Regions from separate parts of the Homo sapiens genome. Here region 1 is linked to region 2. A link is a contact called in ENCODE Hi-C or POLR2A ChIA-PET data. All regions are on one chromosome and are shown on one strand. The core of a region is the stretch at or near the end of the contact, and the rest is flanking DNA. Distances in the headings are between cores, read along the strand shown. Region 1 holds the start of SYN1 (synapsin I). Region 2 holds the start of LINC01560 (long intergenic non-protein coding RNA 1560).

Region 1 (5,472 bases), core at 706-3,205, 140 kb before region 2:
CAGCCCTCGAGAGAGAAGGAGAGGACATTCCTGGCAGAAGTTACAACACATGCAAAGGTACAGAGGTTGCCCCCTTCCTACCCCTCTCCTTAGAGGTGGGTTAGAGATGTATCCTTTTTACAGATGAGGAAACCAAATCTCAGAAAGATTAAGTCACTTTCCCAAGTGTATGGTGGAGGCCCCACTTGAACCCAGGCACTGTGTCTCCAGACCCCACACTATTACTGCCTTGTTTAAACCAGCCAATGATTTAATGAATAAAGGATGAACAAATGAATAAGTGGATGAGTCACCTGAAAATTCTGCAGGCAAAAGAGACTCCATATCTACTTACTTCTTGCCTATCTTCTGCCACCTCTCCTAGTCCACCATCACTGCTCACTATGGTCAAGGTCCTACCCAATCTGGCCCCTGCTACCACAACCCCCTTCAGCTTGTTCCAGCCACATTGGCACTGGATGTTTCCTCTTCCTGGCACATTCTTAAAAAAATGTGTTGATCATAAAGTGAACATGACCCTTTGGGAATTAACTGGAGTTCTTGTATTCCCTCATCTGTAAAATAGACATTATATTATCCACCCCACTGGATTGTTGTGAGGGTTGGATGAAATGATGCATGTAAACAGCTTAGTTAAGAGTTGGGTACAATCAGTGAACAAATGATTATGAATTAGTGCTTTTATTGTAGTCAGAATCATAAAGATTTGACAGGTTCCCATATCCCACCTCTGCTTGGACTACCTCATTTGCTCATATGCAAACATTATTTGGTACCTACTGTGTGTGCACCATGGGATGGGCCTGCCTCTGTGGAAAGTTCTTGGGTGCAGGGGGAGACAGCCATGGGCACTGATGACATCAGGTAGTTATCGTGAGTTTTGGCGGTGTCCAGAGCAAAGGGATGGTGGCGTATATACCAAGTGTGTTCTGGTGTGGGGGTGGACACGCACCAGGGCTAGGGCTGCAGAGAATGTCTGTGTTGCAGATCTAGGTTTCTCCATGATCATCGGTGGGAATGTGTTTTGTCTGCAAGTGTATGCTCATATGAGTTTCCCTGGGTCTCTGTGTGTCAGTGTGTTACCTGTGTGTGTGGGGGTATGGGTGTATGCATGCATGTATGTAACATGCCCATGTGTGTTACTCTGGACTTGTATGTCTGTATGTATACCTAGATTGGCGTGTGTTCTGTCTGTACATGCCCTCGTATGTTTCCTCACTTTTGTGTGTGTTTATATGTGTGTCATTTCTTGTGTGCCTCCAGGCCCCCCTTGCCACCTTGGGCAAGGGTGTGTACACCACCCAAGTGTCCACCTCCGCTTGTCTGATGCTGTCTGTGACGCCCCCGCTCTCTGCCTAGCTGAGCCTGTGTGGATGTGGGAGACTAATCTCCCCGCGGGCACTGCGTGTGACCTCACCCCCCTCTGTGAGGGGGTTATTTCTCTACTTTCGTGTCTCTGAGTGTGCTTCCAGTGCCCCCCTCCCCCCAAAAAATGCCTTCTGAGTTGAATATCAACACTACAAACCGAGTATCTGCAGAGGGCCCTGCGTATGAGTGCAAGTGGGTTTTAGGACCAGGATGAGGCGGGGTGGGGGTGCCTACCTGACGACCGACCCCGACCCACTGGACAAGCACCCAACCCCCATTCCCCAAATTGCGCATCCCCTATCAGAGAGGGGGAGGGGAAACAGGATGCGGCGAGGCGCGTGCGCACTGCCAGCTTCAGCACCGCGGACAGTGCCTTCGCCCCCGCCTGGCGGCGCGCGCCACCGCCGCCTCAGCACTGAAGGCGCGCTGACGTCACTCGCCGGTCCCCCGCAAACTCCCCTTCCCGGCCACCTTGGTCGCGTCCGCGCCGCCGCCGGCCCAGCCGGACCGCACCACGCGAGGCGCGAGATAGGGGGGCACGGGCGCGACCATCTGCGCTGCGGCGCCGGCGACTCAGCGCTGCCTCAGTCTGCGGTGGGCAGCGGAGGAGTCGTGTCGTGCCTGAGAGCGCAGCTGTGCTCCTGGGCACCGCGCAGTCCGCCCCCGCGGCTCCTGGCCAGACCACCCCTAGGACCCCCTGCCCCAAGTCGCAGCCATGAACTACCTGCGGCGCCGCCTGTCGGACAGCAACTTTATGGCCAATCTGCCAAATGGGTACATGACAGACCTGCAGCGTCCGCAGCCGCCCCCACCGCCGCCCGGTGCCCACAGCCCCGGAGCCACGCCCGGTCCCGGGACCGCCACTGCCGAGAGGTCCTCCGGGGTCGCCCCAGCGGCCTCTCCGGCCGCCCCTAGCCCCGGGTCCTCGGGGGGCGGTGGCTTCTTCTCGTCGCTGTCCAACGCGGTCAAGCAGACCACGGCGGCGGCAGCTGCCACCTTCAGCGAGCAGGTGGGCGGCGGCTCTGGGGGCGCAGGCCGCGGGGGAGCCGCCTCCAGGGTGCTGCTGGTCATCGACGAGCCGCACACCGACTGGTAAGCCACTGCCGCGGACGTCTCCCGTGGGCCTGGGTCCCCAGATCGTTCTTCTGCGAATGAGCAATTATCGAGCGCCGCTTGTGTGCCTGACACCTGGCCCTCTCACCTAAATCTTTTTCCTTTAAATTATTAAGCTGGATGCTTCCTCTGTGCCCCGCCCTTGTCGCCCCCCTCCGCCCCTTAAACCTTGATGGATCCAGGGAGCAATTATCAGGCACCTGCTGCGTACCTGTTCCCTACTACCCCTCCCCCAAAAGTCTTTGGCTTCAATATATCCTATGAGCCTTCGAAAACCGAACGTGTCCTTCCTACCCTCCCCAACCCTTGCCCCATAGGCCTTGTCCTCTAATGGATCTTGTGAGCACTTATCTAGTACCTGCAGTATGCCTCATCCAAGAGCCCTTCCCCAAGGCCTTTGATTTCAATGAGGTTTGTGAGCATTCTTTGAGAGCCTGATACTGTCCTGTTCTCCTCAACCCTTGCCCTGAGGCCTTCTCTAATGGGTCTTGTGAGCATGTGTCCAGTCTATGCTATGTGTCCCACCCCAGCTCCGTCCTTAAAGCCCTTTTAAACTATTTAGTAAACATTGAGTACCTGCTGTGTATCCCACCCCAGCTTCTCTCCAAAAGCTTTGCCTTTCATGGATCCTGTGAGTTTTGATTGGATGCCTTCTCTGTGCCCCAACTCCAAGCCCTCTCTCTGAGGGCCTTTTCTCCAAAGGATCTAGGAAGCATTTGTTAAGTGCCTGATACGTGCCGCACCCCCAAACCCCTTCTCAAACAAATCATTTTCCTCCAGTGAGTTCCATGAGCAGTTTTGAACCTTCTTTGTGTGACTCATCTTCAGACCGTCTCCTCAAAGACCTTTCCCTACAGTGGATCTAGAAAACATTTATTGAGTGCCTCTTGTATCCCCCGTTCTCCAGCTACTTCTTCAAAGACCTTTCCTTTGGTGGATCCATCTAGCATTTATCAACTGCCTGCAGTGTGAGCCTTCTCTAAAAGTTCTTTCCTCCAGTGTATTCAGCAAGCATGCATTGACTGGTGCCTGCTGTATACCCCACCCTCAAACCCTTTCTGCAATACCCTTTCCTCCAGTGGCTTCAGTCTGCATGTATTGAGCACTTTCTGCATGACCCAACCTTAGACCTCTCCATAAAGGCCTGTGCCTCCAGTTAATACAGTGCTCAGATATCTGGCACTTGCTGTGTGTACCATTCCAGTCACTCTTTCCAAAGACCTTTTCTTTTAATCACTCCTTGGAGTATTTATGGAGCACCTGCTGTGTACCTGATTGTGTGCCTTCTTCACAAAAGCCTTTTCTCCTATGGATGAAGAATCGAGCTCCCATAGATCAACTTTCTGCACTCCCATTTCCCCTCCCCATAGGACTTTTCCTTCAGGGATGCAGTGAGCCTTGATCAGGTGACTATATGTCCATCCCCAGCCCCACTCCCCAAAGGCCTTTTCTTCTAATGGATCCAGTGAGCATTTATTCCTTGTCTGTCATGTGCTCCATTTTAATCATCCTCCCCCAAAGACCTTTTCTTCCAATGGCTCCCCTGAGCATTTATGGAGTGTCTTCTGTGTGTTCTGTATATTCACACCTCCTCCCCAGAATTGTTTTCTTAACAGTAGATCCAGTGAGCACATATGCAGGACCTGTTGTTTTGGGGAGTACATTCTTCTTCCTTACCCCTAGGAGAGCCTGTTCCAATCACAAGGCCTCTCCCAAGGTCCTTTCCTGTGATAAATCCAGAGCTGAGTTTATAATGATCACCCCTTTCCCACTCCCTTCAGTACCCCTAGGATTCCCTCTACCAACTTTAATTCATACCCCCAAAGGGCTTTTAGTCTATTTAAGTAACACTTACTTAAGTAAACACTTTTACTTAATAGTTTTACTATTGACTTAATTTACTAAATAAATTTAGTAAATTTACTAAATTTACTATTTACTTAATAGTTTTACTATTTAAGTAAACACTTATTGAGCACTTACTGTATAAGTCACTTTCAACTTCCTCTTTCCAAGTCTCTGGAAATCCCTGACCCTGCCTCAAGAGCTCTCTCTCTAGGGGTCTACTTCAGCCTAAATGTATTGAGTACCAGCTGTTTACTGGTTAGATTACCTCTCCCCCAGGAGCCTTTACCGAGTAGCCTTTCTCTCCATTCAGAGCAATTTATTCATTCTGCAGATATTTATTGCATCCTTTCCATGAAAGTGTGGGAGGCATTTATTATGCACCATTATATACTAGGAATAACCCTTCTTCAGCTCCCCTTCCTTCTTTTTTTTCTAAATGCAGGTGTGCTTGAAATCCTCACCTGCCAGCTGGCCTTGCTATACCTTTTCCTCCATGCAACCCCACAATCATTTAATGAGCATTTATCGTATACTACTGAGAACCCTGCGTTAAATGCCTCTTCTCCCCTTTTTGTAGTCCCAATTCCCCCTTCAACAATCTCCATCCTGCCTTTTACACAACACAATCCTGAAAGCTCACAATGTGCACTGTTTTCCATTTATTCTAGCTAGGCCTCTTCCTCCACTTAGTAGCCATCTCCCCAGCTGCCTTTTTCTCCCCGAATTAGTCCAGAAAACACTTATTAATCTCTTACTGTATTATTTTCAAACAGCCACATTATCATCCCTGCAGCAGGCTTCTCCGCTTTTTTCTCTATCAATCTGTAAAGCATTTATGGAGCACGTGCTGTAATTCCTTCACCAACGTCCACTCACCAACGTGTTATCTTCCTGGTTAAGTTTGCTCCATTGAAGTCAGCAAACATCAATGAGGCCTCTGCTGGATATAGGTAATCACCCTCCTTTAGACTTCCGGTCTCCACTCCAGCCCTCCATGCAGGTCCTTTGCGTCTGCTTCCTTCTTTCCATCAAGCATTTATTATCTATGGAATACTGACAAGTCCCTTCCCCTTTCCATAATCACAAATTCAATGTTTTCCATTTTTTCTTTGTCCAGAAAACATTTATTGAGCACCTGCTGAA
Region 2 (5,134 bases), core at 650-3,149:
TGTTAATATCTCTAATGTAATATCCCTAATGTACAGTGTAACTGACAGACTGTTAATATCCCTAATGTACAATGTAATTTGTACACTGTTTACAAATTGATACGAAAAGGAAAAATCACCCTAAAGAAAACTGGACAAAGGATATGAACATTTGCAAAAGAGAAAAGCCAAATGGCCAATAGACCAAAACAATCCTCAATTGCACAAAGTAGTCAGAAAAATACAAAATTAAAGACAGCATCAACATCCAGCGCTGGAGGGGATTTGCCTTAATGAACTTAATGATTTTGCTGGTAGGACTAGGAAACTTTATAATCTTTTGGGGGAAGGAATTTGGCTATATCTATTCAGTAATGAAACCTGCAGTTAATAATAAAACTTCAAAACATAGGAAGCAAAAATTGAATAGCACAAGGAAAACCTGCCAGTACAGTCTCTCTCTCTCCTCTCTCTCTTTCTCCCTGCCACATCACCCCCAGTTGACAAGCTGAAGGGAATTATCAGGAAACACACATTTTAAAAGGCCCAACGCACAAGCTTGAACCAATAGAGCCGCAGAGTACGATAAATCCAACAACTAGAAGATACAGTGTTTTCAATCAAGGCACAAAACCATTTTTGAAAGCTGGCCTCGTACTTGAGCCTTAAGGCAAGTTTCATCAAATTTCAAACTCAACGTTCTTGGGCCACAAGGCAAATGGGCTTAGAAATCACTAACACAGGGATTAACTTCTTGTTCGTTTGCGGAAATGCAAAATGGTGTTAAGACCTGTAACATTTTCTGCAGTCCCTCTAAATTCCTTCTTTGAATAATCGATTCCTAGAACAGGACGCGACGGACCAAGCTGGGTCAAACTGCCGACAGCTCCATTGGGCAGCATGTCCACCCCTGATGACCAAATCCCACCAAACGTGCAGCTGGCACTCGGCCGCCTTTGTTTCCTTCCCCTAGAATAAAACTCCGCTGCTTTCCCACGTTCCTGGAGCAGCAGCCGGAATAAAGCGCCCATGGCCTTGCCCTTTGAGTCTCGGAGGATGTTTGCCACTCCAACAATGGACTTTTAAATAATTCAGGGGTCAAAAGGCGTGTGTGGGGGGGGGAGAAAAGTTACAAATCAGCACTTGAAACCGAACACAAACAAAAATCAAACAAATCCGAACTAATATAACAAATCAAAACTTTGATCTTTAGAAGAAAACTTCAACCTTAATGCTTCCAGGAGGAAAGCAGAAAGGATAATGACTGAATTGTGAAAACGAGCCAAAATGTTCCACCACTGATGTCACACACACCTATGACTCCCTGCACAGATCCACGGTCCCGGGCGCTGAATCCCCGCAACCCTCTGCGCCCACAGAGGTTAAACTCTCGCTGCTGGCGACTTCCGCTTCCTGGCCTAAATCTGACACGCACGACTCCCCCCGCGGCAACTGCACAGGTTCGGTGACAGCCGAGACGCCGAGTGTTTCCCGCAGCCGGCCGGGGTCCAGGTCGGAAATGTAGCCAGTGGGGCCGCCAGGTGGGCTCCAGACGCGGTGGGCGCGGGGTCCCGGCCGCCGCGGGAGAGGGGTCGCCGCGTCCCACAGAGCAGTGCGGCGGCAGGGGCGGGGGCGGGTGCGTCTCGCGACCTGCTCCTGGGGGTGGGGGCTGGGCGATATTTAAAGAGGCGGAGGCTCCCCGGTAGGGACGGCCTGAGGCCGAGGGCACCCTGAGGGCGGAAGAGGCAAAGCGCCTCGCCCGCCGGGGCCTCGGAGGTGACTAACTCCTAGAGGCTGCGGCGGAGGGGAGAAGCCTGGTGGTACATTCCATGGCCCAGTGCCTCGGCCACTGGAAAATCCCACAGGGGTATATCGAGTAGGGGACCGCGGGCTCCGCGGCAGAAATGACCGCCCTTCCAAGATGGCGGCTCCCGTAGAGACACTCCCAAGGAGACAGCCATGTTCCTTGCCTGAGAGTCACTGAAGGAAATTGGAAAGCCCGCCTCTCCTTCGACGCACACGCGCACGCGCACGCACGCACCGGCGCGGTGTAAGGGCACCCACCAGGTGTAATTGTGGGCGAGCGGCCGCTTCGGAGCTGACACTAAGCATGTGCAGATCAAGTCCAGAAGCGCCGGGGTTCCTCGAAGCAGTTTTCAGGACTTAAGGCTCTGGGAGTGAGTTTAACAGACGGACTTAGGGCCACTTAAGCATTGAGATAAATATGGAGATGTTATGACATGGATCAAGCATTAAGATAATTATGGGGATGTTATGACATGGATTTTGTACTCGAAGATGCTCAGTAGGATGAGTAAGGAGGCTTCTCTGGGGTCATTTATAGGGAGGTGCAGAATGAGTGATTGGGGTTTGTGGGTGAGTGATGGGTCACTAGAGAAAGTTGATGGGTAGCCTGTGGGATGAGTGTTGGGGACACCGGAGTGAATAATAAGGGGGTCTGTGGGGTGAGTGATACAGGGTCTCTAGGGTGAGTGATAAGGTATATGTGAGATGAGTGATGAGAAGTCCGTGGGGGTAAGAAAGGGCTGTGCGGGGTGACTACTGGAGGTCTGTGAGGTGTGGGATGGGGTTTATTGGGTGATTGACCAAGGTTCCTGCTGGGTGAGTGATGCGTTTCTTTGGGACTAGTGATGGGGGGCTGTGGAATCAGATATGCAGCTTCCTGGGGTCAGTGATAGGTGGTCTTTAGGTCTGAGATGAGGTTATTTCAAAACCTACTTTTGACTTTGTTGGTCCTCCTGTATCTTTGTTTCTCTGTCATTAATATCTGCCCTTAACTTCGTTATTTCTTTTCTGTTTTTTAATTTTGTTCTCATTTTTAAAGTCCTGAATTTAATGCTTATCTTACTATCCAGTCATTTTATTTTATAATATAAACATTCAGTTTATAAATTTTTCTCTAAGAACACTTTAGCTCCGTGTCACATGTTTTGTTGTGGTTGCTGCTGTTCGGTTTTATTTTGTTTTGAGACAGGGTCTCACTCTGTCGCCCAGAGATGGAGTGCAGTGGCACGATCATGGCTCACTGCAGCCTCAACCTCCTGTGCTCAGTCGATCCTCCCAACTTAGCCTCCCAAGTAGCTGGAACTATAGGCATGTGCTGCCACACCCACTAATTTTTTATTTTGTGTAGACACGGGGTCTCACTATGTTGCCCAGGCTGATTTTTGTTTTAAAGATACAAGAATCTCTCTCTGTTGCCTAGGCTGGAGTGCAGTGAAACCATCATGGCTCATTGCAGCCTCAACCTCCTAGGCTCAAGTGACCCTCCCACCTCAGCCTCCCAAGTTGCTAGGACTACAGGCAGGCTTGCCCAGCTAATTTTTAAATTTTTTGTAGAGATTGGGGTCTTGCTATGTTGCCCAGGCTGGTCTTGAACTCCTTGGCCTCAAGCAATCCTCAAGTAGTCCTCCCACCTCATCCTCCCAAAGTGCTGGAACTACAGGCGTGAGCATCTGACCCACAAGTTTTGATATGTAGCATCTCCACTATAGTTTCCTTCTAATGTTTTCTAATTGCAGTTGCAATGTTCACTCTTACCACTGGGTTATTTAGATATGAGATTTTGATTTCCCAAAACGTTGACATTTTTGTTATTGATTTCTAAATTGTGGTTAGAGGCTGTCACCTGAGTGATCATTACGTGCAGGAATGATGCTTTTAAGTTCAATACATACCACCAAACTACTTTCCAAAACTTTTGTAAAATTGGAACTCCCACCAGCAACATATGAGAAGGCTTCTTCCAAAATCCTGTTCCACATTGGATTTTTTTTTAATTTACCCCATTCTGAGGGCCAAACACAAGGGTATCTAGTTTGCCTTGATGTGCGTTTTCCTGACAACTAGTGACTGAACATTATTTCATTCTTATTGGCCATTGAAATATATATTTAAACTTTTTCATATCCTTTGCCCTTTTTTTCCTTTAGGTGGTTTGTCTTTCTTACTAATTTGTGAATATTAACCTATATTGTAACTATATTTCCTCTATCTCTATATTTTGACTTTGAAAGGTGTCTTCACATTTGATTTTTAAAAAATCATCTATTAAGATATATCTGCCTTTTTCCTTTACAGGTTCTGAGTGTCTTGTCTTGCCTAGTGACTTCCTCATTTCATGTTCAAACAAATACGCCTTAAATTTATTTTTAATATATTTATTTCAATTTTTTAAAGTTAAATTTTAATCTAACTGGAATTTATTTTGGTGTATGGTATGAGATGGAATCAGTTCGTATATTCCATTTGGATAGCTAATTTTCCAGCACCAGTCGTTAAATGAATACCCTTTTCTAATTCAATTAAATGTCACTTTTGTCACATAAGTTCCCAAATGTGTATTGTTTTATTTCTGAACTCTGTTTAGTTCTTCTGATATATGTATCTACTCCTTTTTAAAAAATCATATTGACTTTAGAAATAGTTTTAACATCATGTAGAACTAGTCCCCCTTGCTTTCTTTTTGGTTGCTTTAATTAATTTTCTTGTGCGTTTATTCTTCTTCTTTTTTTTTTGAGATGGAGTCTTGCTCTGCTGTCACCTAGCCTGGAGTGCAGTGGCGCAATCTTGGCTCACTGCGACCTCCACCTCCCGGGTTCAAACAATTCTCCTGCCTCAGCCTCCCAAGTAGCTGGGACTATAGGCGCGTGCCACCCTGCCCAGCTAATTTTTGTATTTTTAGTAGAGACGAGGTTTCACCATATTGACCAGACTGGTCTCAAACTCCTGACCTCGTGATCTGCGTGCCTCGGCCTCCCAAAGTGCTGGGATTACAGGCATGAGCCACCGCACCCAGCCTTATTCTTCCATGTAAATGTTAAAACTATTTTATCTAGTTTCAAAAATAACCACTAAAACTATAATTTTTATAGTTTTCTTATGGGTCCAACACCTTTTTTTTTTTTTAACAGTTCATCCTTAGATATTTTACCTTTGTTTTTATCATCATTGTGAATAGCATATTTTTTTTCTATTTCCATAGGGAAAATCTATTTTTATAATTTTATTTCATATTCAATCCAATTACCAAATTATCATATGAATGTAGTTGCTTTTTACAGTCTCTTACTTTTCCTAGCTATCGTATTCCATCCAATTAAAAATGATACTGTCTCTTCCTTTCAAATATTTA

What was found. Hi-C counts contacts between places; a loop is a spot of excess contacts on that map. ChIA-PET counts read pairs that join two places held with the same protein, here RNA polymerase II (POLR2A). Pooled maps may share reads with other maps.
Region 1: a loop to region 2 is called in a pooled map, with 5 times the contacts of the local background. The contact joins the promoter of SYN1 here to the promoter of LINC01560 in region 2. A Hi-C loop is called at or near these places in 1 of 168 maps with a recorded cell type or tissue (GM12878), 5 of 37 single-sample maps with no recorded cell type and 7 of 50 pooled maps. POLR2A ChIA-PET finds 5 or more read pairs at or near these places in 3 of 52 experiments (H1, WTC11 and naive thymus-derived CD8-positive, alpha-beta T cell).

Annotation. Positions count from the first base shown.
Region 1 is chrX:47,616,340-47,621,811 of GRCh38, reverse strand. It overlaps SYN1 (synapsin I), which reads left to right and starts at 1,955. Exons shown (of 13, transcript NM_006950.3): 1 at 1,955-2,460. The coding sequence starts at 2,084. RefSeq lists silencers at 1,732-1,941, 1,648-1,942.
Region 2 is chrX:47,479,481-47,484,614 of GRCh38, reverse strand. It overlaps LINC01560 (long intergenic non-protein coding RNA 1560), which reads right to left and starts at 1,899. Exons shown (of 1, transcript NR_126059.1): 1 at 1-1,899. ZNF41 (zinc finger protein 41) reads left to right here and starts at 1,393. Exons shown (of 5, transcript NM_001324144.2): 1 at 1,393-1,520. RefSeq lists a silencer at 1,379-1,668 and an enhancer at 1,659-1,958.